Regions from separate parts of the Mus musculus genome. Here all the other regions are linked to region 2. Evidence: chromatin loops called from intact Hi-C (ENCODE). Cell type or tissue: gastrocnemius. All regions are shown on one strand. Each heading gives the region's core, and the rest is flanking DNA. Links, peaks and the distances in the headings are about the cores only.

Region 1 (10,565 bases), core at 1,207-9,206, 170 kb before region 2:
GCGAGCATGAGAGAGAGTGACGCATGGTCTCCATATAGACATACAAATATACATGTAACACACAAATACAAAACATAGCAGAGCTACACGAGAAGCCCTTAGCCTTCTATGTTCAGTGTATTAGAGTAGCCCTACTTCACCTATCCCACCTCCGCTTCCTGCTTATCACTAGACACACTACTTAAGCTATCCAAACGACTGTAACACCTGTAAAGATTTATTACAGCAATGCCCTCTGGCACAGCCATATCACTGGCAATGGCAGTCACCACGCCAGCACAGCTGTTGACACAGTCCCAGCAGTGCTGAGCCGGACGTTGTCATTGCTGTCACTCTGTCTCTCACTTTTGGGTTTTAGGTCTCTGCATGTTGCATTCTTAGGAACTTTTTAAATTTATGTCTTTTCCCCAAAAAATCACGTCTGAGTCTATTTAGGAAAGTTCTAAATATAACTTTATGTGGTCACTATTCGGAAGTCTTCCTCCGCCCTGGAGATTGTTAAGCACAGATAAGCACATAGCTAGAAATCTCTCTAGGAGGCCATTACTCCAGAATCTTCATGGGGTATCCACCTCTAAGCAAACTCAACCAGTGTAATTGTTGCACGGTAAACAGAGACAACTGACAAACTCTGACTGGCCAGGAAAATAGGTTCCAGACTTAAGGGCTTTACAATATGCTTAGAGCTCTCTGAAAACGTAGTTTCAGGCAGCTGAGAGCCACTGCATGGTCAAATCTGGATCCTCTGGGAAAACAGCCAGTGTCTTTTAACCTCTGGGCCCAGGCTCCTCAATTTCTGTCACTGTACATGTTACTTTTTCTGTCAAGACTAATAAGCTCATTAACGCAAGTGTCTATGCACAGGTCACTTAATAGGACTCAGACGGTGAAATATGTGAAGCTAGGACAGCCATCAGTGCAGGTGGTACCTGTGCTGGACACACAGGACACTGGACAAGCCTTGCTCATGGTCTGGACATCACTTTTCACCACCCTCGCACAACACTCACGTCTTTTTATAGGTTTTCTCATAAGTAGGATGCACTAAATCCTCATCTTCAGGTTCTTCCGGAACTTCACAGTTTCTAGGCAGGAAAATCACATGGAATAACACATCACAAGCACTGTTCAAACACCCCCAATAGTACTTTCTGCCTTTCCAGAAAGGGTGCCACCAACTATATGGTACCTGAACTGTGGGTCAGGGTTATTGGAGCAATACCATTTTTCTGGAAGCTGATCTATCCCATCTGGTAACTTTCGCCACTTTAGACAAGCGTCACATTGAACCCATGTCTGATCAGGACGCTTCCTTTAACAAAACAAAAACAAAATAGTCAAGTGGAATTATCAACTCTGAAGTATTTCCTTTATTTACTAAGTTGTTTCCACACTATATATCTGCTTATTTCCAATCCTGAAAATTGTGTGATTAAACTGCATTTACTGTAATATAAAACTAAGTTTTCAAATATTGGTAACTTTCAGGAGTTAAGTCACACACCAATTTGAATAGAACAATTTAAAAATCTTTAATCCTAGCACTTGGAAGGCAGAAGGATGTCTGTGTTGCAGGCTGGCCAGGCCTGCACTGAGACCTTGCCTTTAAAGGGGTTAGGAGCAGGGGAGAATGTTCTCTTTTAACCCTAGCACTTAAGAGGCGAGGCAAGTGGATCTGAGTTCAAGGACAGCCTGGTCTATAAACAAAGTTCCAGGATAGCCATGGTTACACGAGAAACACTGTCTTGAAAATCAGAGGTGGGAAGTGGGAGAGGGAAGGAGAGAAAAGTCTTAGAAAGAAGTTATGTATAGCTAGCTAGAGAGGCAACTCACTGGTTAAGAGCACGAGCTGCTTTCTAGAGGACCCAGGTTCAAGTCCCACCACTCTCACAACTACCTCTAACTCCGCTTCCAGGGATCTGACAGCCAGGGGGATGACAGACATCCATGAGATATACAGCAGGCAATACATCCATATACTTAAGTAAGAAATTTAAAAAAGAAAGAAATTATGAAGACTCATTTTATATAAGATTTTCTTTTTGAGACAGGGTTTCAACTGTAGACTGGATCAAACTTTTTTTTTTCTCCCTTTTTTTGGATTTCTGTGTCAGGTATCATTATGAGTAGGCTTGGATGGCCTGGAATTTGCTATGGGGACCAGGCTGGCCTCCAAATTATAGATCCACCTACCTCAGACTCCTGAATACTGGAATCAAAGGTATATGGTTGACAAAGTAATTCTTTGTCTTCGTATGTTTGCATGCATGTATACTTGTGCTTATGAAGGCCAGAGGTTAGCCTCCAGAGTCTTTCTTTAACAACACTATACACTATGTTTCTTGAGGCAGGTTCTCTCACTGGCCTAGAAGTCACCACACAGGCAAGGCTGACTGAGCAGCCAGCCCAAGCAGGGATTACAAGTGCATGACCCCATGCCCAGCATCTCACCTGGATTCTAGAGTCCTCACACTTGCTAGAGAGCACCTTTTGGCTGAGCTATGTCTCTCTTCCCTCCTGAGTAATGTTCTCAGTGCAGTTTTAGAACAGTTATGGGCAAGGCACTCGGGAGGCAAAGGCAGGAGTTCAAGCTCAGACCCAGAGAAAACTTACTGAGACTTTCCTGCAAACCACACAAAACAAGAGCTGGACTACACCTCAGAGGCTTGCTTAACAGTGGACCCAGGGTAAAACTTAAGAGGTGCTCTGTATAAACAAGGCCTTATTAACACAAAACCTCTAATGAACTCAAAGTTTACAATGCAAGAAGTAAAGCTAACAACCCTGGTTTCCTGAGATCTCTGAATTAACTTTTGCTGGCAGTTTTTCATGTTTATAAAGGCACAGGGCCAGCACCTTGGTTACTGCTGCCTCTTCAATAGTGCAAGGACACCCAATGCCCTTGTCTAGTTTCTGCAAGCAACAGGCACACAGGTAGTGCAGAGTGGCAAACACCCATACACATTAAATAAAAAACAAAACAAGATGAAATAAATGATATTAACAAACATCAACTCACTAATTTGGAGTGTGTGGATTCACTTTTTAGCATGACATTGAGCTTGTGGAAGGCCACAGCAGCACCATCATCTCTAACGGTATGTCAAAATTCAGTGCTCAGTACTTACTGTATGTCTTCGACTGGCAAGTTTACAGGATATTCTGCATTTTTTTTCACTTTCATTTCATTCCAATAATCATTCAGCTTTTCTCCTAGTGCTAGTATCGTAAGCCTTTAAAAAAAAATTATAACATTAATTCAAGAAAAAAGAAAATATCAATTCAAGGTCAATTTTTAAAAGGTAAAGATAAAACAACGAACTCTAGTAATGATTAAAAGAATATGAGAATGGAAAAATCTCCATTCAAGCATGCTACTTTTCTTATACTAATCTTCTTTTCTATAAAGGCCACTGTAAGCTCCTAGACTTATCTAGAAGGTAAGGAGTGAGCAGAAACAAAAGAAAAGGGACGGAGTGGCCTAGAGGTAAGGTCAGCTACACTGCACTTGTCTAATATGTATGATGCAACCAGAAGGGCAGGACACCAGGTCCTCTGCTGGCTATCAACTTCTGAGAGGCCAGAGGCTCCTTGCTAATCACTCACAGATTCGTGGCTGCTGCTGCCATGTAAAGTGCTTTTGAGACAGGTCTTTCTACATAGTCCTAGTTACTCAAGAAGTACTATGTAGAACGATTAGCCTCAAACTCACAGAGATCTGCCCACCTCAGCCTCCCGAGTGCTGGGATTAAGGGCATGTGCCAGCATGCCCTGCCAACATCAGATTTTAAAGTCAATGTGACACTCAGAATTTAAAATAAAGCTTTTTTTTAAAAAGGGATCTTCTGTTGTGCAATGGTGGGGCCTGCCTTTAATCCTAGCACGTGGGAGGCAGAGGCAGATTTCCATGTTTTCCAAGGCCAGTGTGGTCTACAGAGCAAGTTCCAGAGCAGCAGGGGCTACATAGAGAAAGGAAAAAAAAAAAAAAAAAGAAAAAGAAAAAGAAAGGAGGAGGGAGGAAGAGAAAGAAGAAAGAAGGAAGAAGAGGAAAATAAGAAGAAAGAGGAGGAGGAAGAGGAGAAGGAAGGCCAAAAATTCCCAAACTGGATTTTCATATTTAAGTCTGGCAGGTGAGTATTACAGACAGCAATCGCAATGCGACTCACTCCCACTCAATTCCTGGAGTTTTACTTTGACCCCCTCCAGGACATCCTTTTATAAAACTACACGCTGATGCCCAGACGACAACTCATCTTCCTTCCCAGTGCAACATTTTTTGACTCTTCCTAATCTTTTTATCATCACACCTTAGGCTGGAACCCCTGCCCATCCCTTGCACAAGCTGGGAAACCCCGTGTGCCCTCATTCCCAGTCCTGTACTCACAGACACACGACCACACACAGCACACATACACATACGTGTACACACATTGTCTGCTTGGAGAAAACTCTAGTTCATGTCATCAGTTCCCAGCAACCCACCCGAGAGTTCCCGCCCAGGGGTTCAGTTTTTGACCATGTACGGACACAACCCCAGCTCCTTGCTGGCATGTCATCATCGTGCCTTGCCTAGGTGCTATAAATCCCCTTTGCTTTATCCTGAATGTGTGACCTCCACCTGTAAGATCAGTGAACCCACCTGAGAGCTGCCTCCTAATAAACCTGCCTTTATCTACTTTTAATCTGGTCTAATCTGGCCTACATCTGTGTCAGTGAGAGAGAGAAATGACTATCAATATGCAGACCTCAAGCTATGCAACTACCTTAATTTCTCCTGAGAATACACCCAGAGTGGGAACAGGGTCAGAGGATGTACATTAATATACAGCTTTAGTTAACAAACTATTGGTTTTCGAAAACTAGCCGATAATCTGCACAGGCATCAGGGATACTCTTTACCCACATCAAGCAGGCCCTTTTTATTTTGGAGGGTTTGGTTCTTGTCTGTTTCTGGTCCTGTATAAACCCCTGCCTAGCTGGCTGGGGAGTCAGTAGTGGGACACCTGTCCTGTGAGAAGGAACCCTTGAGCTCTACTTCTAGGACTGCCACAGACAGCATTTCTGTACAAATCGTCATTCTCCCATGACATTGTAATCTCTGAGGTAAACCATACCATCAGATGCATAAATGGCTATGAAAGACCATCTGTCTATCCTTACATAAAATAGACTCAGTATACATTTAGTGTACTCTAACAATGATTAAATACTATAAAGTAGAGAAAAAACAATAAACATTCAAGATTAGTCCACCTGCTTTCTTCTGCAGGACTGACTGTCTTAGGCGGCCCTGACAGTTCTTTTTTTTTTTTTTTAATAAAAGATTTATTTATTTATTATATGTTAGTACACTGTAGCTGTCTTCAGCCACTCCAGAAGAGGGCGCCAGATCTTGTTACAGATGGTTGTGAACCACCATGTGGTTGCTGGGATTTGAACTCTGGACCTTCGGAAGAGCAGTCGGGTGCTCTTACCCACTGAGCCATCTCTCCAGCCCGCCCTGACAGTTCTTGCAGGAATGTAAAACAGGTGACCGACCTATTAAGTACTGACACTAACTTACATCTGAGGTTTGAATCCCAACCTACAATGTTGTGTGGCTTAGTTTATAGGTCTTCATATTTTCTGATCACAGGTACTCCATGAAGGGGATTTTGCCCCTTTATTAGTAGTATTTCTTAAGCCGGGGTCCCACACCTCAGTCTATAGACCTGAGGGTTTGACACTCAATTCTCCTGCCCTACTCTGCTTTCCACCACTAGGATTATAGGTCTTAAGTCAGCAGCCCAGCTCTGACTGGAAAAAGTTACTTTTCTTTCCAGTCTTTCAATCTGTACACTATGTGTTCTCATGCGCGCATATTATGTGTGTGTTGTTATAAATGCTGAAGTCAGAGGACAACTTTCAGGAGTTCTCTCTTCTGTTCCCAACTTTATCATGGGCCCTGAGGATCAAACTCAGGCTGCCAGGCTTGCACAGCAAGCACGTTACCCACTGAGCCACTTGGCCAGCCACTGCCTTAAGAACAATGTAATAGCTGCCACTCTCATTCACTCTCACTTTTAGAGGAAGCCTACCAATAATTACCATTAGAAATTATGCTCACTTGCCTTTTATAAACTGTTTAACATGCCCTTCAATTGATAAGTATAAAGGTTCCTTTAAAAACCTCACAAGTGGGGACTGGGTGTGGTAGCAGACACCTTAGATTCCCGTATTCAGGAGGCAGAGACAGGCAGATCTTTGTGAGTTTAAGGCCAGGCCAATCTGCATAGCAAGTTCCAGGCCAACCAGATCTAAACAGTGAGACTCTATCTCAATCAAGCAAAGGCTGGAGGAATCTCAGTGATTAAGAACACAGGGTATTCATCAACAGGACCCAAGTTTGATTCTTGGTACCTACATGGCAACTCATAACCATCTGTAACTTTAGTTCCAGGAGATCCATAGCCCTCTGCAGACTTCCACAGGTATTATAATACACACAAGGGGTACACAGACATAGATGTAGGCAAAACACCCATGTACATAAAATAAAATGAACAAATAAAAAAACCAAAAACCCAGAACAACAAACTTCACAGACGGGTACTGACTTTTAAGTGCATCTTTCTGTGTATATGAAGATGCCTGGTATTTCTGCTTTTCTATCAATCAATGTGATCAAGGATGCTGGTTTTTCAATACTCAAACTATCCAAGAGGTCTCCACTGTGACTCAGGAAGTACAGGTGTTTGTCTCCAACCAGATGACCGGAGTGTGCTAACTGACTCCCAGACTTACTCTCTTGACTTCACAGACGATCAAAATAAACATAAAACCAAACAAACGTAACCTGTATATCTGTGAGTTCAAGGCCAGCCTGACCTACAAGCTCCAGGACAGCAGGGACTACAAAGACTGTGTCTCAAAAGCAAACACAAAACAGCAGACAGAAGAGTCAGTCATCTCAGCCTTTTACATCAGATATGGAGCGTCAGGGCGAGTCTGTCTGGATGGGTTCTGGTCTTGTTCTGGTCCAGCATTTCCTTACTGTCCTCACTCCCTGCTTTTGGAATAATAATGTCTATTCCAAGCCATTCTTGGAAGTATGTGACTCACTGTTTTATGTTACAGGGGTTACAGTTAAGAGACTGCCTTGAGTCCCACAAGAGACTCTGCACTTTTGAATTGTGTTGAGAGTATCAAAGACTGAGGATTCTTAAAGTTGGACTGAGAGTAGTCAGCATTACAGCCATGTCCCTATGTGGGCCATGGAATGGGGGACATAGGCTCATATTTTAAATACTTGGTCCCCACGTTGGTGAAACTATTTAGGAAGAATCAGAAAGTGTGGCCTTGGAGGAGGTGTGTCACTATGGGGTGGGCTTTGAAGTGTCAGAAGCTCACACCATTTTTCAGCTTTCTCTCTCTGGCTTGCACTTGTAGACAAAGATGTAGGCTCCCAGTCACGGTTCCAGCGTCATGCCTACCTGCCACCATGCTCCTATTGGTGATGGTCACATACTCACCCTCTGTAAAATAAGCTCCAAGTTAAATGCTTTCTTTTCTAAGTTGCCTTGGTCATAGTGTTGTATCATAGCAATAAAAAAAAAAAAAAAATCCAGAAAGAAACTCTATGGATGTGATGAAATGGTGCAGAAGTTAAAGGAACTTATAACTTATTGCTCTTGCATATGACGTCTGTCTGTTCAGTTCCTGGCACCTGTCTTACAACCTCCTGAAACTTTGGCTCCTGGGGACCCAACATCTTTTCTGGACACCTGCATTCACATATGCTAGACCCACACTTAGACGCATACATATAATACACACTTTAAAAAAAGAGACTCTTTAAAACAGTGAGTGGCTCATCCAGAAAAGAGAACTGACAGGACTTCTTCCATCTCACAAGCTGTCATGCATCCCACCACGAGCAGAGTAATACAATTCTGGTTTTCCCAATGTGATATATTACTCTTGAGTCACAACAGAGCAAATTCCTGCCTGCATGGTGCTGGGGTACATGTAGTCACAGCACTCAGAAGGTATATATAGGCAAGATGCTCAGACGTTCAAGGCAGTATAGACTATAGTTGGGTCAAACCAGTCTATGCTACACAAGAGCCCATCTCAAATACATCCTCTGGCTAAAGGAATGGAGGGATGACTAGTCTAGCCATCTTATTAACACATTTCCTCAGAGCATTAGTGACTTAAATGGGCAACATACCTGTACTCATTAGTGTAGTCAAAATCTTGCTTATTATGAGTTGGCTTAAGGAAATTACATTCTATAATTCCAACCACTCCAACACCCATGTTGTTTGCCTGAAATATATATAATAAAACAGCATTTTAGACATCAAGCATGACGCTTGCTATACCCTTCAACAAAGATTTACATCATAAACTTACTGTACCATACTTTATCTTATATGACTCCCATGAAATTTCCGAGTAAGTGCTTAGATTTTTTAAAAAAATACTTCCTAAATATATTAGTTTTCTTCCAAATCCACTCTACATGTGTTTAGCTGAGAAGTGTGCAAACTGATAAGCAAGCGGAGGGAGTATCCCCTGCCATGGGAGTCACAGTCCGCCTCCCCACATGAACAGTCCTGCTGCGCTGAGAAGCAGCAGTGCGCACCCTGACACCTCTGACCAGCACACGACGGACGCTTGAGCTGCAGTCTAAACAAGTCCACACTGCCGTGCTATGCACAACTCATAAGACATGCTATAAAAACTGAGACTATAAAGGAAAACAAAAACCAAAACACACGGGGAAAAGAAAGAGAACGCACCTAACCCTAAACTCTGCAGCATATGCTCACCTTGGCAGTGGGCACTAAAGTAGGAGGGCACACAGACTAACATAGGCCCTGTGCAAGAAGAAGGCGAGAATTCACTCAAGTGCTTCTTTTTTTTTTTTTGATTTATTTATCATATGTAAGTACATTGTAGCTGTCTTCAGACACTCCAGAAGAGGGTGTCAGATCCCATTACAGATGGTTGTGAGCCACCATGTGGTTGCTGGGATTTGAACTCAAGACCTTTGGAAGAGCAGTCAGTGCTCTTACCCGCTGAGCCATGTCGCCAGCCCAAGTGCTTCATTTTTAAATCAAACAACAAACCTTGTACCAGGACAACTTATTCTCATAACTGCCACCCAGTATCTCAAAAACACAGATACTCCAACATATACAGAACAAACTACATGGTAGGTTATGACTAACAACCTAAAAAACATTACAACAATAAAAGTTACTTTAAAGGGCAGTAGTAATTCTAGGGCCAGAAAGACAGGTCAGTGAACAGGCTCCTGCTACCAAGCCTGCCAACCTGAGGGGGGTGGGGGGGCGCACAGTGCTAATCTATCGGGTACTGGTTTTCAGGCTGGTTTTTAAAACACTGATGTACTTCTGTACCTCAGAACTATACTTCCCAGCAAGCTATATACTTACCAGTGCCAATTTCCAAACCTGTAAGGTAAAATAAGTTCTCTCTCTCTCCTCTTGTAGGACAGACTACTGGGAATCAAATGAGAAATGAATGCTTTTAAACGACTGATGCCTACCCAGGTGGGATGGCACACACCTTAATACCAGCATTTGGAAGGCAAAGGTCAGCAGATCTATCTCCTGGAATTAATTCAAGACCACTCTAAGCTACATAGTGAATCCCAGCAGAGCCAGGGCTATATAAAGAGACCCTGTCTCAAAAAAACAAACACCCCTTCCCACCTTCAAAAAAAGACACCAAAAAAGTCATGAGCAAAAAGAAAAAAAACAAAACCACATTAAAATGACCTCTAACCTAATACACTACCGGTATAAAAATCTTACCTTTAACTGACATCCTACTTTTTCATAAGCCTTGATGAGTCTGTTTTTGTGATACATCATTATCCCATAGTGATCTTTATTTCTGCAGTTGAATCCAAAAGTAATTCTCACTGTTCTAGTCTTAAAAAATATTAAGGAAAATTCTGAATTCATTCCCTTCCAATGACCCAGTCTATATTACTAATAAACCCCAACATACAGGGCTGGACAGATGACCTCGTCTTGGATACAATTGGATTCTCAGCTCACAACCATCTCAGTACCACAGGATCTGACTGACAGACTCTACTGATCTCCTTGGGCACCAGGTATCCAAATGGTACAAATACATATAAAGGCAAAACACTCAACACATAAAATAAAAATAAATATTTTTAAGAGGGCTTGGAATCAGCCAGTGTCCAGAATCACACCTAAAGTAGATGTAGAAAAGCAATCTGGAGCGTGGAACTCTATGAGAGAGGGCTGGTGAGATAGATCAGAGAATAAAGATGCTGGCCAGTATGTTGACAAACTGAGTTTAATCCCTGGAACACACATGGTGAAAGGACTCCTGCAAGTTGTCCTCTGATCTACACACACACAAATGAAATTTAAAAAACTGTTATAAGGATAAAAAGAAAAATAGCAAATGATTTTGAATATGCTTTGCTATGCTTACATATTATAAATAAAGGATACTAAAAATTTAGGTCGGTAAACATCACGTTCAATGTAGGCAAGACTCTTTGAAACTAG
Region 2 (10,565 bases), core at 856-8,855:
AAGGAAACTAAAGTACTGCATCAGGGAGGAATCCTTGGGATCACATCTGTTTCATGTTTTCACAACAAAGCCACAAAACAGATACCCAGGGCCCAAGGGCCACCCAAGCCTCAAAGTTAAAAATACCACAGGGGCAAACTCATCCCACTTGCAGGCCAGGATCAGCCTCCTAAGAACTTGCTCAGTCAGGATGGGATGTGCTATGCAAATTGAGATCCTCAGTTCTTCTGGTATCAGCTACCCAGGTTTTCCTTTGTTCAGAACTCTAACTTCCACCTAGCTTGAGCAGATATACCCTTTAGTTGTCATCGTGTCTGTGTTCATTTTTTAAAGCAGTTGTCATGGCAGAAAAGCCTGGAGTATACCCCAGACCAGACCCGGCGTACCTATTGTGACTATCTCTAGAGCCAAGTCACCATGGCAGGTGACAGAATCATCAGGCCGTTTTATTAAAAAAAAAAAAAACAAAAAAACAAAGACAAAACCAAAAACCTCCTCTTTCAACACAAATAATCCCCCTTCTTATCACCTGAATCCCAAGGAACAGTGCCTTGAAGGAGACTTCAGGATGAAGGCTCTCAATTCCCTAGATGTGCAGTTGGCTAGGGCTGTGGGCAGCCACCTCCATCCCTGAGCCTCTCCTAGAAGTGTATCTCTAGTGATAACTTCATCCAAGCCACCCTGGAGGGAGACCCATTCTCCACTCTGGTTCCAACTTCATTAGTCTAAGATACCAGCAACATGACAATGAACCAATTCATGAATATGAGTTAATATTCACATTGGCAAAAGTTCACAGCTACTGAAGAGGCAGTAGGGTTCATAATATGATTCCAGCAATTGGGAGGCTGTGAGTTCAAGGCCAGCTTGGACTATGAAGTTTTAGGTCTGCAAAGTGTATAGAGAATGAAGAGAGGGAGTGAGGGAGAGGGCAGGGAAGACAATAAACACTAACTGTAGGAGCTGCGAGGTGCCTTGGAGGGAGTTCTAATCCACATTATAGGGGGAAGTTATCTTGTGTCCTCTTTGATGCGGGGACACATGTGTGGGAGGTTCTGGAGGGTGATCAAAGATCATCCTATTAACCAGATGGTCCAGCCAGCTCTAAGAGGGACGACACCACACCATCTACCAGCGGCAGCATTGTCTGGCACACATGAGTGTGCATGTGTGTGTGTGTGCACATGCATGCTTGTGCATGTGTGTCTATGTGTGTCTCCATGCATACAGAAACAACTTCCACTTGTTTTTGTTTTTTAAAGAAAGAACAGGCAAGTAGCTCCCTCTAGTGACTTAATTGTTGTTGAAGCTATTTTTTGTCTTGAGTGAGTAAGCAAGACCTAGGATCCTGGAAAGTAAGGTGCTAAAAGCTAAACAGAAAGTATAAGTCCGTGATAGTAAGCACGGTGTCTTTCAGCGAACAGTGTGTAGCCAAGTCACCTGTCCTAGGCAGATGCCCTATCAGTCAGAGATCCCTCAGGGCAGGAAGCTGCAGGCTTGATTAAAGATGGTTCACCTGGTTCTTGCCCCTCCCCCTACCTCTGAGAGCTTTCCTTTAACTTTCAAAATGGCTTGGCTCTCACTTGATGCTGTAATTCTTATTTCAACAGAATGAAGTTTATTCGATCAGGCAATCGGCAGTGAAGGCCAAGCTGGGCTTCTGAGTTCAGGGATCGCAGGTGTGTGCGGGGGGGGGGGGGGGGGGGGGGGGGGGGGGGGGGGAGGGGGGGGGGCTGAGACTTCCTGGGAATCCATCCCACTAAGAAATGAGGGAGGAGTGAGCAGGTGGCGGGCAGGGGTCCAAGTTCAGCTCTCACTACAGTTTTCAGACTGACATTTTCTTACAGATAAGCTGGGATAGGGATGCATGCCTGGGATCCCAGCATCCAGGAAGCAAAGGCAGGGGGAGGCGTCAGAGGTTCAAGGCCAGCCTGGTCTACAAGGCAAATTCAAGGCCAGAAAACACTGTAGAGTTAGATCCTGGTTTAAAAAAAAAAAATAGGGGGGGGGGGCGGGAACCCAATTCTCCTAAATCCTGAGCTAATTCTCTTTCAAAATATTAAGAAAATTAAATTTTTTAATTTCTATTTATTCTATGTGTCTGTATGAGTGTTTTGCCTGTATGTATGTATGTATGTATGTGCACATTGCCCTGTGCCCAAAGAGGTTAGAATAGGGTGTTGGATCCTCTGGAACTGGAGTTACCAATGGCTGTGAGCTATATAGGTGCAGGAAACCATGGGAACTGAGCCCATGTCTTCTGCAAGAGCAACAAGTGCTCTTAATCTCCGAACTCTCTCTCTCTGGCCCTGAACATTATGTTTTTTAAAAACAATAGCCGGGGGCTGGAGAGATGGCTCAGAGGTTAAGAGCACTGACTGCTCTTCCAGAGGTCCTGAGCTCAGTCCCCAGCAACCACATGGTGGCTCACAACCATCTGTAATGAGATCTGATGCCCTCTGCTGGTGAACAGATGCACATACAGGTAGAGTACTCATACATAAAATAAATTAAAGCCTTAAAAAAACAACAACAACAAAACAACAGCGCTTCCCCTCAGAACCACAGTCAATCTCAGAAAAGGGAAATCCCCAGAGAAGTGCCTCTCTCTATCAAGTTGGCCATCTCACACCTTAGAGTCTTTGTTAGAAAATCTCTATCTCCCAGCTCAGCTCCAGGCTCTGTGGATGAAAGGGTCCTCTTGTATATGATGGGCCCAGTTTTTACTACCAGTGCTGGGTATAATGGTGGGCACCCAATAAACATTAGAAGGAAACTAATGATAATTAATAATAAATATTGAACCCTCATGGGCTGGAGGTAAGGTGTTCCCCACAAAAAACTACTTCTTTCGGATTCTCTCAGCTGACAACATTTAGAAAAACACCTTCTCATAAGCTTTTTGTTTGTTTGTTCGTTTGTTTGTTTGACATAAGAAAGGAACAGAAGGACTGTTATAATGGCAGATAAGTCAGGGGTGGGCCCATCCTTGCAATGTCGGGGGCAGGAGGGCAACTCTCTAAGACTGTCACAGACCTTTGGGGCCATGCTGCAGTCTGTGATGGAGGTTGAGCTCATGACACAGACCCCAAGAACTGATCAGTACCACAGGGTTCTGACAACCACAGCCAAAAGGCTCAAGTACAGAGCCAGACACCTTGATAAAATAAGGCAGTTTTTACCCTCCATCTCACAAGCAAATGGCAGCCCTGAGTGGTCCCTGTTGGTTGCCCTATTTGAGGGACCGAGGGCCACTTCCCGAGGGACAGTAGTCCTACTTTGGACTTACCATGTGGTTTCATTATAGGCAGTAACTCAGTGCAGACATTTCTAGTGGCAAAAAAGTTCGTCTTCAGTGTCACCTCAGCTTGAATGTCGAAGGGTGTTGGGTCATCCACTTTGAAAAGCACACAAAAAAAAAAAAAAAAAAAAAAAAGAAAGAAAGAAAGAAAGAAAAGAAAAGAAAAGAAAAGAAAAAAGAATTACATTTTCCTCTGAAACTCGTGTGGCCAAGTTGGATCTCATCACATAACAGCTAAAGGGAAAGTGTACTAACTTTAGGACAGTCTTGCTGAGTGTGGTGATACACACATCTGTAAAGTACACACACACACACCTTTAAACTAGAACTTGATCATTCTAAAGGTCTTAAGAGCATAAGGAAAGAACTTTCTGGTCCACACCTCAAGTTTCTCATCAGCCACGCTCATGTCGCGTCTCAAGAACACTCAGTTTTGATCTTCCTGTCTCAAGCTTGAATAGGGTTCCTGGAGGTTGGGAAAAGATGCTCTGGTGAGGCTGGTGTAAGACCTCAGCTTGTGTGGTGGGGCAGCTGCTGCTCAGATTTGCATACACATGGCCCACATTTAAGTATGAACCTCCAGGGCCATAATTCACCAAACCTTCCATCCGACAACGCTGAGAGTGGCTGAGGTGGTGAGCTCGCCCCTCCCCTTCCCCAAAGCCCACATGCCAGAGTTTGGAAGTGCGGGTACAAGGGTGTCTTGGCTCTCACGCAAGGCGCCTATGGGTGTCCAGGGCCAACTGGAGAGTTTTCGGCTGCACAATAGTCTCCCTCCCTCGTTAGTCTCCGGCTCTCTCAGCATTTTCAGTGAAGCTGGAATGTTTGTTTCAGTTCCAGCACATGGCAACTGGATAATTTTGCTAATTGGACATTTGTTAGAGTAAGCGATCTTGTTTTGTTTTTTTGGGTTTTTTTTCCCCTAAAGGAAGATGATTTCCAAACCGCACTTGCAAGTTTAATAACAAACCTAGTTCCCCGAGGAGGAGGGAAGCAGAGCTCGCTTCCTTTTTGCCAGAGCCTCTCAAAACGCTCCATTAAAGCGGGTAGGAAACCCACTATCGTGCCAGGGCGCTAATTGTGTCCGGGCGACCCATTTCCTGTCCTCAGCAGATATCTACTGGCATCTATGAATTCGCCCTTGTTTCACGCGAAGCGAAAGCTCCAACCCTATTTTTTTGGAAGACCCTTCTCTGAGAAAAGCCTTCGTGCGTGGGACAGAAAGCTGATGAGCTTGACAAGGCGTGGTCCCCTCCCAAGAGACCGGTTTTCTTCCAAACAGGCGCAGCTGAAAGTTCCAAGGAGGGCCTCCGGCGGAGCACAGGCCCGCACAGGCCGCCGGCCGGGTCGGGCATGGAGTGGGGTGCCTGGGCGGGCCCGCACCCGAGTCACCGCACGGGGGAACTCGCCACGCAGAGCGCGAGCCGGGTGCACCCAGGCGGGATGGCGCAGCCTCCGGATCCCAGAGGCTCACTGCCCAGCACCCTCGGAAAACCCCGGGACACCTCCTCCTGGAGCCCCACACCTACTTCTAAAGGCGATGCCCGCGTTGTTGACCAGCACGTTAAGTCCCCCGTACTCCTTGCGCAGAAAGTCGCGCAGCGCACGGATGCTCTGCGGGTCGTCGATGTCCAGCTGGTGGAAGCGTGGGCTCAGGCCCTCCGCCTGCAGCTGCTGCACCGCCGCGCGGCCCCGCGCCTCGTCCCGCGCCGTGAGCACCACGTCCCCGGAGAATTTCCGACACAGGTCACGCGTGATCGCAAAGCCGATGCCTTTGTTAGCCCCAGTTACCAGGGCCACGCGGCTGCAGGACGACATGTCAGAGGGACACACGGACCACCTGATGGCCGGGCCGGCTGGGCAGCGGGTCACGCGTGGTCAAAACCGTGGCGTAGGACTAGATTCTGGGACCCGGCGCTGCGACTGCTAGAGAGCAAGGCCTTGAGAAGCCTGTCCCTCCCCTCTGAGGAGGAGCCGTCTGTTCCCGAAGGGTCCGCCTCCTCCCGCTCGCCTGCCCGCCCGCCCGCCGGCCAGTGTAGAGATCCTGGTTCCGAGCTAAGCAGTGGTCAGGGACAAGCGCTGCTCCCAAAGGAAGGGGTCAGCAGGACTCGTGGCAGTCGGATTGAAACAACTATTTTGGGGAAACTTCAAAAGGAGGAAAACAAATGCTCCGTAATTTTCTTGGGCGAGAACCCGTCGTTCTCTGCAGAATGCAAATGTTTGCTTCTGCGGAACTCGCTCTGAGATTACTTAACACACCCCGCGGTTTGCTCAGGGACTTCAGGGAACAGTGCCTGGGAGTAGACTGAACAGGTGTGGGCGAGCCCTCGCGGCTGGAGGTCTCGGTGCGCCCCCACGTGGGAGAGAAGGCTCATGTTTATCGAACTGTTTTGAGTAGTACGGGAGTCCTCAGTGCCGGTCTTTGGTTTATTCCAAGTGTACTGGGTATGCAGATAGATCTGCATTGGTCTCAGTCTATGCGAGTCATCTCCCAAGGAGATGCTGAACCTACGAACAAAATTCCAGGCGTGTCTAAGTGTGGGCACGCAATCAGACCTCCTCCCTTCTTGGGTGGAATCGAGTCTGTGCTGATCCTACTTGGCTAGGGATTGTGAGGTTGAAGGACAATTAAGTCCTCACTCACAGTGATTCAGCGTTTCCCGAGCTGATCCGGCCAAACTGCCTTAGCCTCTTATTACGGACTCCACCTTCTGTTTCAAATGAGGTGAGGAAGGTGAGCTCTGTGGGGGCCTAGCCTGCCTGTGATGTTAACTTGAGAGGATCTAGGAGACAGACCTCTCTCTCAGCCTGTCTCTGAGGGAGTTTCTCAGTTAGGCTGACTGGGGTAGGAGGCCCACCCTAAGCTCAGTACCGTTCCAGGGACTGGGATGCTGGACTGAATGAAACGGAGAAAGTGAGCTGGGCCAAGGCTGTGGAGCTGGCTCCGTGGGTGAAGGTTATGAGGACTAGAGTTCAAATCCCCGCTCCACACAACGTGGGGCAGTGTGGCTGCTGTGTGACCCCAGAAGCAGGATTTCCGGAGGCGAGCTGATTAGCCAAGTCTGCAAGGTCTGGTTCAAGTGAGAGACCCTGCCTCAAAGAATCAGGAAGAGATGAATAGCAGAAGACATTTGTCAACCTCTGACCTCTGCATACACGGGAACCCCGCCCCCTTCCTCCCAACCCCCACACACAGTTTGACCATCTGTCTTATGCTCATGTGGTTAGGACCCCACAGTGTTGGACTCTCGAACTGTGAGCCAGGATAAACCCGCTCTTAAATCGCTTTTTCTTTGGTTATGTGATCAAGGCAGCAATGGGAGTAACATTTACAGAGTCCGGGACAACTTTTTCTGCTTTCTCTCCTAAAGACCAGTGGGGAGTTCAGAGTGTAGTTCGGTGATGGAGCACTTGCCTAGCATATCCTTGTGAATGAGAATTCCTGAGAAGAAGTTGTGCCTGGCTGTCTACAAGACTCCTGGAAGGAGTTCTGTGCCTGAAGAGACTGAAGGACAGGCTGCTGTGGGGAGACTGGGATTCTGCAGGTTCAGAGGTTAAGTATCTTGGACTAGGTTTAGCTTCTGGAACAACTTCTCCTTGTCAAATCTGAGCCAACATCTCGTGATAATAAATAAAAGCCTCTTAGATGCTACTGACGCGGTGGGACACTGGCTTCCAGCAATCCGAGAGCTAAGAATGTCCTGAGGTAGCATCTTGGGCCCACAGAACAGCTCCGTCTCACTGTACCTGCCTCTCTGCTGTGCCCATCCATGGATTTCAAAGATTCATGACATCCTCTGGGAAACTATAAAACCCTCGGGAAAGTGCTTCTGAGTTGGAACATAAATTGGGGATCCTAATTCTGTGTTTCCAGGCCGTGGTCACTCAAAATGCCCCCAGGATAAATTTCTTTAGGATCAGAGCTGAGAGCAGGTGGTGGTGGTGCATGCCTTTATTTCCAGCAATTGGAAGGCATGGGCAGGCAGATCTCTGACTTTAAGGTTGGCTTAGTCTACAAATTGAGTTCCAGGACAGCCAGGGAGGGTTACACAGAGAAACCTTGCCTGGAAAAACAAACAAGCAAAACCCCAAACCAACCAAACAAAAAGGGTGAGAGCTGTGGCTTTTATGTCAATGCCTGGGGGGAAATGGAGACCTGTGTTAAGTCCATACTCTGAGGCTGGTGAGATTGCTGTGTTGTGGACATCCAGCAGCAAGGATTTCATAGGACACCAGGACACCTCTCAAGTAGGAAGTTGTTGGTGAGGGTGTGGTTCTCTGTGATTATTAAACAAAGGGGGAAGGCACTTGTCACCAAGCCTGATGAATTGAGTTTGATCACTGAGGTCAACAAGGTAGAAGGAAAGAATTGACTCTTGCAAGTGATCTGGAACCTACACACACACACACACACACACACACACACACACACACACAGGCACACACACACACACAAGCACACAGAGACATGAAATAAAACAAAATATATATTTTTAAAGGAACATAATACTATTGTTTCTCCTCTCTCCCTCCCTCTTTCCCTCTCTCCCTTCCTCCCTCCTTCCCTCCCTCTTTCCCTCTCTCCCTTCCTCCCTCCTTCCCTCCCTCTTTCCCTCTCTCCCTTCCTCCCTCTTTCCCTCCTCCCAGTCTGTCTCCCTCCCTACTAAGACATGCACTCTTTTGCTGGCCAGCCTGACCATGAGTTCAGCTAAGGATGACCTTGAACTCCCGTCTACATCCTGCTGGAATTATAGGCACTTACCGCACACTGTTTCTGATTTTTCAAATTCTGATACAACCCCGGTGCTTTGTTTGGGAGATAGGGTCCCACTGTGTTGCCCAGGTTGGTCTTGAACTCCTGGTTCAAACAATCCTTCAGTCTCAGCCTCTAGGCGGGGTACTGGGTCCACAGGCACAGACCACCGTCTGGCTTTTCATCCTTCTCTCCCCCTAGTGAGTCTGGCAGAGATTTAACATCTTTAAAAGAAAATTTCCCAAGCAACCAACATTTACTGTTCTTGATCCTCTTTTCTCCATTTCCCCTGATTATTTTTATTTATTTTCTGATTTTTATTTCCTGTTTTTGCCCACTTTGGGCTCAATATACTCATATGTCTCTTGAACTGGAAGCCAAGGTTGCTGGTTTGAGATATTTCCTCTTTTCTAGTTCAGGCAGTATAGTTTACACGTTTCCCTTAAAGTGCTACCTGGTGGCATTTAAATATTGATTTTTGGGGTTGGGTGCTGGAACCAGAGTGCAGTGCAGACATGATTAGCTGCTGAAATACACCATCAGCTCCTTCCAACTTACCTTTTGATACCTTTTTGGACCAATGCTATTTTTTTTTAAAACTTCTTTTAATTCTAACTATTTAGTTAAGGTTCTCTGATGACCTTGCTATGAGCTTTAATAACTCTATTGAAAGCAGAGAATAAACTCTAGTGGCATCTTTTACAAACAGTATCAAACACACTGGGACATAGCAGTGCATGCCCTGTAGGTTGCCAAGGGAGGAGAATGAGGCAGGGGAGTGACTTCAGATCAAGAGTTTAAGACCAGCCTGGGCAAGTCAGTAAAGCAGTGTTTTCTTTCATTCTTTGTCCTCCCAAGTCCCGTGCTTTGCCCCCTGGTATGCTCTGGATCTTCATCCTCCTGTCTTAGTCTCCCACGTGCTGAGCTCACAAGTCTGTGCTCTCTTGCCTGGAAAAACCTGTCTCTTAAAAACAGTTACAAAAGCTGAACGATGCTAAAGCCTTTTACGTAACAATAATTATCTCAGAGAAAGGCACAGATTAGTGGAGACAGAATAATTGGAGAGCAGAGCGTGTGGGAAGACAAAGCTGCCTGATGCCAGGTGTCTTATGGAAACCTTGGCTGGCTGGGTCCCTATCTACTGAACAGTGGAGGGGAAGCTGTGGGACAGACACACAGACTTACCACGACGGTCGGACACTCTCAAATGCATGCATATTTTCCGGGTCATGATGGGTTCTTATGGTTTGATGGAATCTCCCTTTTTTGTCGTCATCCAAAACAGCGTGTTCCATCGACATGTTTTCACACCTGTGCACTGCTCTGCGCATTGTCACCTCCAAAACTCTCCTGTCACCACTCCCTTTAGTTCCTTTCTTCTCCACGTCGACAGTCCTCCTTCTGCTTCATGTCACACATACATCAGTCTGGTGTTCAAGTAAAGACAACGGGCAGCATCTGCCCTTGTACACAGTTATTTCACTTAGCACAAGGTTCTTTCTCCAGTTCTACTTATTTTCCTGCAAATGGCATAATTTCATTCTTTGTGGCTAAATAAAACTCCACTGTGTACACACCCCTCATTTTCTTTCTCCATTTGCCTTTAAGTGAGTGTCTAGACTGGTTCCTGGCTTGGCTGGTCTAAGGCCTCAGTGACCATGAAGGTGTAAGTACCCCTGTGGTATGCGGAATATTCCCAGGTGCAGTACAGACGGGTTATGTGATAATTCTGTACCTGGTGAATTTGGAGAAACACCCTACTCCCTGGAGAGTTTTTAATTAATATGATGAACGTCCTAACTTGTCTCTGTTCTCATTGAATCTATGAATCCTCTCCTCCCATCCCAGCCTCCCTGCCCCTTCCCTCTACAAGGTGGCTTACTGAAACCACATGAGTTCAGGAATCACACATTCCACCTTACCTAGAGACCTGCTGTATGTATATGAGTGCTCTATCTGCATGTACACCTGCATGCCAGCAGAGGGCATCAGATCCCATTACAGATGGTTGTGAGCCACCATGTAGTTGCTTGGAATTGAATTCAGGACCTCTGGAAGGGCAGCCAGTGCTCTTAACCGCTGAGCCACGTCTCCAGTCCAAGACCTGCTATATTTCTTAATCACAGGGTAAGAATCGAGTCTTAACCAACTAAAGTTCTCTTCTGAGACCACTGCTGCATATCTGTGGAACTGGATGTCCACAGATGGCCCTTCACCTGCACCTTAAATAGATGAGTGCCCCGATGGGTACAGGCATATTCACGAGTGAAGCCCCATGCCCCATGAGCCTGATGCCGTCTCTGCTATCTTCGGTGTGTCTCTGGGCAAGGCTCCCAATCTCTCAGTACCACAGTTTTGTTCTCTTGTAATGATTACAGTGCTGGGTGTAGTGACGGCTGTAAGTTCCTACAGTAAAAACGTTTGGGGGTTGTGGGGAGGGAAATGTGTGTCGGCCAGAACAGCTCTGGACGTTCTGCACGGGACCCGTGTCTGATTCTGCACCCAATTGGC
Region 3 (10,565 bases), core at 1,578-9,577, 84 kb before region 2:
CTTTAATCCCAGCACTTGGGAGGCAGAGGCAGATGGATTTCTGAGTTCGAGGCCAGCCTGGTCTACAGAGTGAGCTCCAGGACAGCTAGGGCTACACAGAGAAACCCTGTCTCAAAAAAAAAAAAAAAAAAAAAAAAAAAAGCTGGGCATAGCTTTGTGTGTTTGTACCTTCAGCACTGGAGAGGAACAGGCAGATCCTGGGAGCTCACCAGCCAGCTGGCCAGACTAGCCAAAGCAGACAGCTTCTGGCTCAGTGAGACCTCATTTTAGGGCAAAAAGTAGAGAACAATAGAGGAAGAACCGAAATCTTCCTCTGGTCTCCATATGCACGTACACAGGCTTACGAATGTGCCTGTGTGTACAGCACATACACACACACACACACACACACACACAGACACACACACACACAGACATAGACACACAGACAGACATACACACACAGACACACACACACACACACACACACTCACATATACACAGACACACACACGCACACACACACACAGACACACACAGACACACACACACACACAGACACACACACACACACAGACACACACACACACAGACATAGACACACAGACAGACATACACACACACAGACACACACAGACAGACACAGACACACACACAGACACACACACACACACACACACACACACACAGACACACACACACACAGACATAGACACACAGACAGACATACACACACACAGACACACACAGACAGACACAGACACACACAGACACACACACAGACACACACAGACACACACACACACAGACACACACAGACATAGACACACAGACAGACATACACACACACAGACACACAGACACACACACAGACACACACACACACACACACACACACACACAGACACACACAGACATAGACACACAGACAGACATACACACACACAGACACAGACAGACAGACACAGACACACACAGACACACAGACACACACACAGACACACACAGACACACACACACACACACACACACACACGAGTTAAGCAAGCCGAAAGTCAATCAATCTGCTTTCTATCTTACCACTATTGCCAGCTGATGGATCAGTGAGCAAAGGCTGAAGGACTCACCGACTTTTGCTTCTTGTGTATACACACCTATGTTTGTATATACATTTGAATATCTTGCATATTTGCATATTGCACACATGTAGACCTCATATATTTATATTCTCATTTGCAGTTCACATATATTTGCATGACATTTGCATCATTCATGTATCATTATGTACATAACACAGTCACAGTCGAGGAAAGACAAAACAAACAATTTGCCTCAGATTCTAGCGGGGAGGGAAATGTACCTTTTTATGTTGGGTAGGCTGTTCCAAAAGACAAAAATGGCTAATGGTCGTAAGACCTTCCAGAAGAGTGAGCGGGTAGTCAGGAGAAATGTTTTCCTTCTTTGAGGTTGTACTATGGAGAAGAAATGAGAAATTGTTAAATAAAATAATGGGGGGTAAAGGTGGTGACCTGAGTTTGTCCCAGAACCAACTTAGAAGAAAAGAACAGCATCCCATCTTGTCCTTGAAAACACACATGCATGCACACACACACGCGCATACACACAATGGTAAGTATTAGAAGAATATTTAAAAAACAAGAAATTGGTTTTGAGAATTTGAAAGAACATAAGGCCATGAAGGTTGCAGCCTGACACGTAAACACAGAACACAGCGATCGACTCGCTGTGTTTGACTGACTGGGCTCCCGAAAGCACGGGCATTTTGGGTGCTGCTTTATGTTATAAAGTCACTACTGAAAAATGGTTTTAGGTGTTTTAGAGTTACTCTAAAGCTGATTCTGGTTTTGTTTATTTCTATTTTGCAAAACTAACAGAGTTAACTAACTGGCTGGCACCTCTGAGAAGGCCTGGGTTGCTGTGTGGATTTATTTACACAGGGTATCAATTAGCACAGAGCTCACCCGTGTATACTATGTATGTAAGGCCATCCAGATGGACCCTCGGGTTCATAGATGCTAGCAGGAGACATGTGGGGTTAAAGCCAAAGGATGGAAGCAGGTACACTCCTGCTGATGACAGTCCCCAGCCTTCTGAGGGGGTTGATTATCTTTCAACTGCCTTGGCAACAGAGACATTTATTACAAAATCTGCCAATAAGATTCCAGCATACCTGATGGTGAACTTGACAGATTCACTTTCATATTGCTTGACCAGATCGTCCAAATTTTTGCAAATCTGGATAACAAAGGGTGTCACTGTCCAGCCCAGAGACTTTCCAAAGTATGGCAAGGAATGCGTGACCAGGCTCACCCAGGCGGGGTGCATGCCGTAGCCATAGGCGGGCTGCAGCCCTCTCACCACAGCTGAGACCAGAAGGCCCTGGGAGGTGAGGGGGTGGGGCTGCACGTACTGCATGGCACCGATGGCCTGCTGGAAGTTGAGAGCCCTCTGCCACTCTCGGGATAGGGCCGGCTGAGTCTCCGCCTCCTCCTGGCCCTGGCCCAGGTGGTGCTCCAGGACGATGAGGGCCTGCAGCAGCTTGAGCAGCTCGATCTGCAGTGGGTGCTCGCTCCAGATCTGGTCCTGCCCCAGATTGATGAGGCTCTCCTCAAAGAGGCTGTCCTCCGCGAGGAGCCTGCCGCCCCGGTCGGCGGTGGCCAGGCCGTAGCGCTTCTGGCTGGTGTACATGGACGCGGACAGCGAGAGCAGGACGAACTCCTGGACCTTGCACCTCTGCAGCAGGCTGTGGATGAACTCCGTGTTCTTCCCTTCCGCCGACTTGGCCATGGAGACCAGCTGTGCTGTAATCCTAATGAGGACCTCCACGCTCTTGACCTGCACGTCGCGGTTGCCAAGGATGTCCCTGTGGCAGACCTTCAGGTAGCAGGGGTAGTAGGAGCGGAGGAAGCTCAGGCAGAGGTAGGTAAGGAGTTCAATGAGCAGGGAGTGGGGGCAGACATTGGGGGCCTGGGTCTGCAGCTTGCCATAAAAGCTCTGGCCGATGAGGGCCTCCTGGTGGCGTGCCAGGAGGTTGGAGATGAGGTTGAGGTGCGCGGTGGAGCTGGTGTCTATGCCCGTCCTGGACACAGCCTCAATGAACTCCTTGGGATTGGTCTTAAGCACGGCCTCCAGTACGGAGAAGGCATACAGGACCCTCTGGGAGTCGTAGGGCTGCAGGTAGAGCAAGATGTGTTTGAACAAGGCCTCGACTGTCTCCTGCTTCTCCCTCTGCTGCTTCAACAGCCTCGATGTGGTGATGGCTTGGAGCTCCACGTCAGCCTCCTCGTCACTGGAAAACGACTCGGAAGCCTGTGTCTTGTCTGAGTCTGCTCGCACCAGGCTTAACCTGGCATTGGACCTGGGGCTTTCTGGCTGGAAGGCTGCCAGCAAGGCCGCTCGCTTGGAGTATGCCCTGCCCCCGATGGGGATCGGAGCACAGCAGTTTTCCTCGTGGCTCAGGTCCTGCAGATCGTGGGAGGGAGATGAGAAAGTGGATGTGTTCTCACTGTCAGTGTGGCCAGAGCTCGTGTCTGCAGACTCTGTGTGCTCACTGCTATCCCCGCCACCAGAGGTCATCCTGTCTGGAAGGTCCACATAGTAGGGCAGGTCTTCCTCACTTAGATCACTTCTTGGTGGGCATTTCTCTGGTTCCTTCTCTACTTCAGCCCAGATGGCTTCTCGATCCACGGTGGTGAACTGTCCTCGAGGCAGGCGTTCCTCAGGGGCACCCTCCTGCGGCTCAGATTCACCACACGCCTCTTTGCACGTGGGCTTCTTCCTGTTAAACCAACGGTGTAAATCCTCTGGAAATCACAAAATGACAAAGGACTTTAAACCAGAATTGCTAGAGATGACAAATTAGCTCTGAGGTGATCGTTGGCTTAAAGGAGACAATGCCCACTGGAACTGTATCAAGTCATGGGCAAAACAGAGACAGAGCATTGTAAAATTGTCCTTTAGCTGGAAGAGGTATCTCAGTTGGGAGAGTGTCAAGTTAGAGTATGGAAGGCCCTGGGTTTGATCCCCAGCACCGCATAAGCTTGGGGTTGGTGCACTGGGCACCCGGCTCTTAGCAATATCCAGGGATTGTGAGCATTAGTTACACTTTGGAAAAACATAAGTGATTTTTTCCCTAGGAATTCCCTCTTTGGAAATGTATTCCACAGAAACATCAGCAGGTTTCAAAGCTGTGAGGATGGGGCACGCGCTAGAACAGTATGTAGAGAAAATGGAGAGTGTGCCCACCCCAGAGCCACAGAAAGGGCGCAGGAATGGTGAGGGGCATGCCTGCACCTGACACGCCGCTGGGCTGTAAAGCTCGTGCCAATGCCCATGACTATGAGGTCTGTACAGGGACGTGAGAGGGAGCATCCAGCTACACAAGGAGCCCACTGGAGAAAGTGCCCAGCTCACACAGCATCTGCCACCCACCAGCATTGCCCAGCTCATCCGCTGACACTGTCGGGATCTCTGTGTAATACCTTTACTTCTGAATTTTTTGGAGGATTTTTTTCTTTTCTTTTCTTTCTTCCTTTTTTTCTGCGCATGTATGTGTGCATTCATGGTGTTTCTGTATGTGTTTATGCACTGTATGCTCAAATGTGTGTGGGTACATGTGTGTGCATGTGAGGAGGCCTGAGGCTGGCGTCTCAGCTCAGCACTCTCAGATATGGCTAGTCTCCCTAGGCAGCTTGCTCCAGGGACTGTCTTCTCAGTGCTGTCACCCAGTTGGCATTCCCGTGCCAGCTTGATTCACTTTTGTTATCATTTTAAACAGGAGCTTGCTAAATGGTCCAAACAGTCTCCAGGTGATGCCCCTCCTGTCCAAGCCTACCGAGTGCTGGAATTGCAGCTGTGAGCTCCTATGCCGCTACCTAAATTTTAAAACAGACACAGTAACACTTCTGCAATAAGAAAGTATACAGCACTTTTAAATACCAACTCTCTTTTAAATTTGATTTACATTGGTGTTTTCCTCCATGTATGTCTGTGTGAGGCTATCAGATCCCGTGGAACTGGAATTACAGATAGTTTCAAACTGCCATGTGGGTGTTGGAACTTAAACTTGGGTCCTTTAGAAGGGCAACTGGTGCTCTCAACCCGAGCCGTCTCTCCAGCCCATCAATTCTCTTTTTAAGAGAGGTGAAAATCCAAAGATTTTGATACTATGAAAATTCTTGGTAAAGTAGTTTTCAACAAGTCTATGCAGGGTGAAGAGAGGAAGGAACAGTGGAAACCAGAGACAGACAGCCTGAGCCAGAGACAGACAGCCTGCAAGCCAGAGACAAGACAGCCTGCAAGCCAGAGACAAACAGCCTGCAAGCCAGAGACAAGACAGCCTGCAAGCCAGAAACGGACAGCCTGTGAGCGCACAGTCCATAGCAGCACAGACATGGCAAGGCAGGCGGCACCTCCCTTTCTTCATTCTCTTGTACTGCCAGGGAGCAGCTACACTGGCACCAGGAAGGAAACAGGAAGTAATGAGGCAGTGGGGAGACAGAAACCGAAGAACCACACAGTGGGGCTTTTCTTTTCTTTTTTTTTTTTAAGGGAGAAAGAGGAGGGGCGGGAGCTGGCTGGCAGGACAGCTTGCTTGCCACAAAGCCTGATGGCTCGAGTTCTATCCTTGGAACCTGTACAGTGAGAGAGAAAAGCCTTCTGCCCAGGTGCCATGGCAGCATGTGCCCATACAGTATGTGTGTGTGGGGGCACACATCTGCACAGGTGTAATGGCACACATGTGCCCATAAAGTATGTGTGTGTGTGGGGGGGGCACACATCATGGCATACATGTGCCCATACAGTATGTGTGTGTGTGGCACACATCTATTCTCACACACATACAAATAAAACAAAAGACAAAAGAAATACTAAAGTATAGAGCTGCCATGCAGAGCATAATGAAGGTGTGTAGTGTGTAGTTCTCCAATCATCCCTTTTCTAGGCTGTGGAATAAATTCAGTCTCTTGGAGAAGGTAGGCCACTCCCCACTCCACCCCCACTGCAGGTTTGGGATGAGCCTTGCACAAAGGAGACTGTTTCCTTTCCCTCCACCCACCTTAGGGTGGCACTGTTGCTCCCCGTAAGACTAGGACAAACATAAGGGACAACTGACCAGATTTCATAGGAAGGTGACATTTTTAGTAACCGGAAACTGTCCCAGACTAGGGGTACAAATCTATGCAGAGGGGCTTCGGGGACTTCCATTAACAATGGTGCTTACACCCGGCACCACCCCTCTGCTAGGCAAGGGGCACTGGTGAGGGGGTTCTACTGTGCACTAGAGACACACATGGAATGTTTTCTCCTGTGAAACAATAGAGCATCCCTGTGCTTATTAAAATGTGGGCTACTAACCTGAAAGAGTGTATCACCTGGAGATGACACGTTCCCATCTTGACAGGATGCAGTGTGGTTTTCTAAATGTGCATTTATACCATGGGTGGTTAAACAAACCACACACACAACTCACCTTGCCATCTCTTTTATAGTGACAACATTTAGAATCTACTCCCACAGAGGTGAAGTAAGAGCAGAGGCTGGGTGAGGAAGGCAAGGGGACATGCTGGCCAGAGGGTATGGAGACTCTTACCTAAGAGGGTGAGTTTTTAGTGTCCTGTTGCACAGCAAGGTTACCACAGCTAATAATAATATATATTGCATGATTCAAATATTTCCTCTCAGTAACAAAGCCATGACTTTTCAGTGAAAACAGCAACCCACACCTACTGGTCCAAAGTGCTAATTCCTGTGGTGCTTAAAATGTGAATGTCCCCATCAGTTTCCAAGGCACAGTCACTCGTGTGAGCGGTGAGCACCCACAGCAGTGGGTGCAGCACCTGTTGCCTCCCCCGCCCCCCAGGACTGTGAGGCTGCTCACCGGCTGAGTTCTCCTGCTTGAGACACTGGATGGACGTCCTCTGGGTTTTGGGCTGGAGCAACAGCAGGAGCATGGGTTCGAGGATGCGGGCCACATCCCCGAGGGAGAGCGCTCGCACCAGCCAGCCCTGGGCTGCTGCACTGATAGCACCGTCTGTGCAAGCCAGGCTATCCAGGACGACAAACAAGGACCTGTGGGGAGAGATGCCACCGAGTTCCCACTCTGCCGCTCCTGCATGGCAGGCACCACGGCCTGCAGTAAGCTCCTGTGGTTGAACCAGATACCCCAGGGAGCTTCATCATACTGGCCTTACATACCAAGTGAGTGACAGGCTGTGTGCCTGGCTTCGTGGCTGTGCCTTTAGAGACTCAGTGGGCATAGGGCAAGGACAAAGCGGAGTCTAATTCACCAAAGAACACATCTTATGCACACAGGTGCTGATGCAGCAAGTGAAACCGAGCATGGGTGGCCTGATGAGGTCTGGGCCAGGCTCATCCCCCTGGGCGTCCTCTCATCTGGGCCAACTGCAAAGCCTCACAGGGATTCTGAGGAGGGTGGGCTCCCTCACCCCACCACACTGATGCCCCCGTAAGAGTCTCACACCGGGCTACATGGAATCAGAGGACCGTGGGTACTCTGTCCTCTGCAGCATGGACTCCCACGTATGATCCTGCTGGCTGCTTTGCTGCTGCTCCCACTGAAGCCTAATGCATGTCTAGGGGTCTCTGCAGTGCTCCCTTGGCCGAGGGTAGTGGGTCACAATGAAGAACCGCCTTACCTGTCAAAGGAGCGATTGTGGGACGTCACACGACTACCTTGGATTTCTCGTGTCAGGTGCCAGATCACAGAAAACCTAAACAGAGCTTCCAACCTTGTTCCCTGGATGAAGAAACAAATGGAGGGGCTTGGTTTCACCCTAATGCTGTGGGAGTCACCATAGGCTTCTCTCTCTCTCTCTCTCTCTGGTACTAGTGTTGAGCCCTGAACATGCCTAGCAGCTGCTCCACCCTACCCTCCCACCCTCTTTTAACCTTGTTTGCTTGCTTTATTTATTTATCTATAAATAATTCTCACACAAGGTCTCACCAAGTTGTGCAGGCTGGTCTCGAACCTGGAATTCTCCTGCCCCAGCCTCCCATAAAGAAATCATACCCCTGTCACAGCAGGCTCAGCGCCAAGTGTCATTTAAATAATGAGCACAGGACCAGAGAAATGGTTTGGGGGTAAAAAGTGCTCACGGCCAAGTCCAGTAGGATGAGTTCAATCTCGGGAATCCACAAGGGTAGGAGAAAACTGACTCCTCCAAGTTGTCCTTTGACCTCTATACAAGTGCTAGGACACACACACACACACACACACAGATTCATAAATGTAAAAATATGTGAATAACAAAAGCAGCCAGCAGAGAAGCCTCGGCCAGAAGAGAAAGTGCTGCCTCCTCCCACTTCCCTGTTCTCTCTGCACAGCCACAGCTGTCCTGGAACTCACAGAGATGCTTCTGCCTGCCAAGTGCTGGGATTAAAGGTGTGTACTCCCTCTCCTGGCTTTAGATGTGTGCTTAGTGAATTATGTGTTTAAGATTTGGCACCCAGGGCTGGAGACGGGGAGGATGCAGGTTCACTTCCTAGCCCCTACGTGGTGCTCATGACCATCTGCAACTCCTTTTCAGGGGAGCCAGGGCCTACTCTGGCCTTCATGGGCACAAGGCACGCACACATGTACACACACACCCACACACAGAGTATGCATATATACATGCATACAAGCAAAACATACACATAAAATAAAAATAAATCTTTTTTTTAAAAGGACCTGGCGTTAGTCTGTGTCCAGAATCACATCGAAGTGCTGTGGTCCAAGGAAAACACAGAACACAGTTTCTTCATATCCTCTCAAAGTATCAGGCCCATGGCCTTAAAGAACAAGGACAATCAACTGCAGGAACCTCTCAGGAGACAAGAACTCTCTGCAAGTAGGAATCCTTACGAACAGCTCCAGAGGCTTGCACGTCCTGACTTTCAGGGAATCAGGTCAGAATTCTATGGTGAGCCTCAACTTGGACACAACTGCACTATCAGGACCCCAAAAGCAACGGCTCAAGCTCCCAGGAATCTGCCAGCCTGCTTTCAGATCACCTGTGTGCATCGGGACATCTACTGAGCCCAGCAGAGACTTAGCTTGAGTGGGAACAACCTGCCTTGGGCAGGTAAAGTGGGACAGACTCAGCAGCCTGATGGCCATCTCAGAGGATACAGATGCAAGCAAGGCTCACCTTGTCAGGGTCCAGGAGGGCATGGCAGATGATATCCTCACAGATGTTGGCAGTCGGGGCCAGGCAGTGCAGGCGGTAGAACAGCTCTACACAGGTGATGTGATGTTCACGGGTCTCCTTGTTCAGCTGGTTCCAGAGCACACGAGCCACCCTCTGCAGGGAAAAGGGAGTGGAGACCACGAAAGCATGGAAACACCTGTGCCTTTTCCCTTTCATCTGAGCCTGTCCTAGAGACTGGCTTCTATTCACATTTACTACATGAGACCCATCATCACGTCACAAGACACAGCTGGGACAAAGGAAAAGCCCACCAGGAGTTGCCTGGTCAAGACCTTAACTGTCCCATTGCCGGGGTACAGCACAGTGCTGGGCCCCAACTGTCCTGCCAGAGCCTGCTTATAGGGTAAAAGCTACATGCTGAGAGAGACCAGAAGCTATTGCCCTGGCCTGCTGAGAGGCACAGACAGTGAGGAGCTGGGATTGGAGACAGACCAGCCGGTCCCAGGTCCCTCCAACCCCCAAATGACACTGGACAAGCTCAACCCCTTTGCCAGTCAGCAATTCTAGTCCGAGGAAACGGCCATGAACCACACACATGTTCCCTGGGGGAAATACCTGATAGAAGTCTGTTTTCTCGGCAATGACTTTCAGTATCCCAGGAGCAATGGGAGGGACTGTCACCATCTGTAACTTGCCAAAAAAAGGGTTGTTCCCAGAGGTTTTGTAGCGCTTCATCTTGTCTTCGATGACAAGAGCGAGGGACTGGGAGTGGTTTATCACTTCCAGCAGTGTGGCGATGGCTATGTTCTGGAGGGAGCAGTCGCTCACACAGCAGCAAATTGTCATGAGGGATTTCAGCCACGGAGGAAAACTGCAATCGCTGGCTCCTAAAAGGACACCAGCCAGAGGAGAGAGGGGAGCAGGTGAGCATGGCTCTGTGAGCTTGAGACCAGCCCCATCTACACAGAAACTAGGTGCCAAGTCAGACACAGTTGACACAGGAGTCAGAAGCAGATACAACAGCCACTGATGCAGAGCAGAAGGAAATGGGCTGGCCCGCACAGAGCCCCGAACCAAAGGCTTGGTGCCCAACATGCTTCTGATTCCAGAGTTTTCAGATTTGGGGGTGTTTGCAGAGTTGCTGGGTGATCTTCCCTGATCTAAAATGACCCCAAACCATGTACCTGTGTCAAAAGGTTTGAATTTCTGATCATTTGGACCAAGAGGGTTTTCCCTGCCCCCTTCTGGGTGGACATGACTGTGTAATTGAGCATCGAGCCTGTCACAGAATTCCCAACGGACTGACCACACCCTGGGAGAACCTCCCTCTTACCTGGAGTCTGGAAGAGCGTCTCACATAGCTGCTCAGTCTCCTCCTCAGACAGATACACAGGGAAGGTGGCACAGTCCAGC

Evidence for each region. Peaks named below come from ENCODE experiments on the same cell type or tissue, not always from the same donor. Only the 100,000 strongest peaks of a DNase experiment are listed, where the experiment ranks them.
Region 1: it touches region 2 in a loop (2.2-fold over the local background); 2 of 42 quality-filtered maps call a loop at or near these places.
Region 3: a loop joins it to region 2, with 2.6 times the contacts of the local background. A loop is called at or near these places in 18 of 42 quality-filtered maps.

Annotation. Positions count from the first base shown.
Region 1 is chr16:93,853,161-93,863,725 of GRCm38, reverse strand. Morc3 (microrchidia 3) reads right to left here. Exons shown (of 17, transcript NM_001045529.3): 7 at 10,509-10,565; 8 at 9,828-9,947; 9 at 8,213-8,310; 10 at 3,129-3,233; 11 at 1,190-1,312; 12 at 1,011-1,085. Among named protein-coding and RNA genes, the nearest start is that of Gm30881, 25 kb to the right of the region's middle. In gastrocnemius, for the core only: a CTCF peak has its summit at 5,304; no DNase peak of the experiment used is centred there.
Region 2 is chr16:93,677,879-93,688,443 of GRCm38, reverse strand. It overlaps Cbr3 (carbonyl reductase 3), which reads right to left and starts at 5,225. Exons shown (of 3, transcript NM_173047.3): 1 at 4,831-5,225; 2 at 3,290-3,397. The coding sequence starts at 5,119. In gastrocnemius, for the core only: CTCF peaks have their summits at 1,270 (motif pointing left), 2,460 (motif pointing left), 4,664 and 5,653; DNase peaks (open chromatin) are centred at 4,426, 4,720, 5,186, 5,637 and 1 more place; H3K4me3 peaks cover 2,298 bases; H3K27ac peaks cover 1,945 bases.
Region 3 is chr16:93,762,632-93,773,196 of GRCm38, reverse strand. It overlaps Dop1b (DOP1 leucine zipper like protein B), which reads right to left. Exons shown (of 37, transcript NM_027293.1): 14 at 10,486-10,565; 15 at 9,768-10,039; 16 at 9,153-9,305; 17 at 7,659-7,759; 18 at 6,881-7,071; 19 at 2,171-3,803; 20 at 1,340-1,451. Among named protein-coding and RNA genes, the nearest start is that of 2310043M15Rik, 27 kb to the left of the region's middle. In gastrocnemius, for the core only: CTCF peaks have their summits at 3,568 (motif pointing right) and 6,055; DNase peaks (open chromatin) are centred at 2,477, 3,379 and 6,065.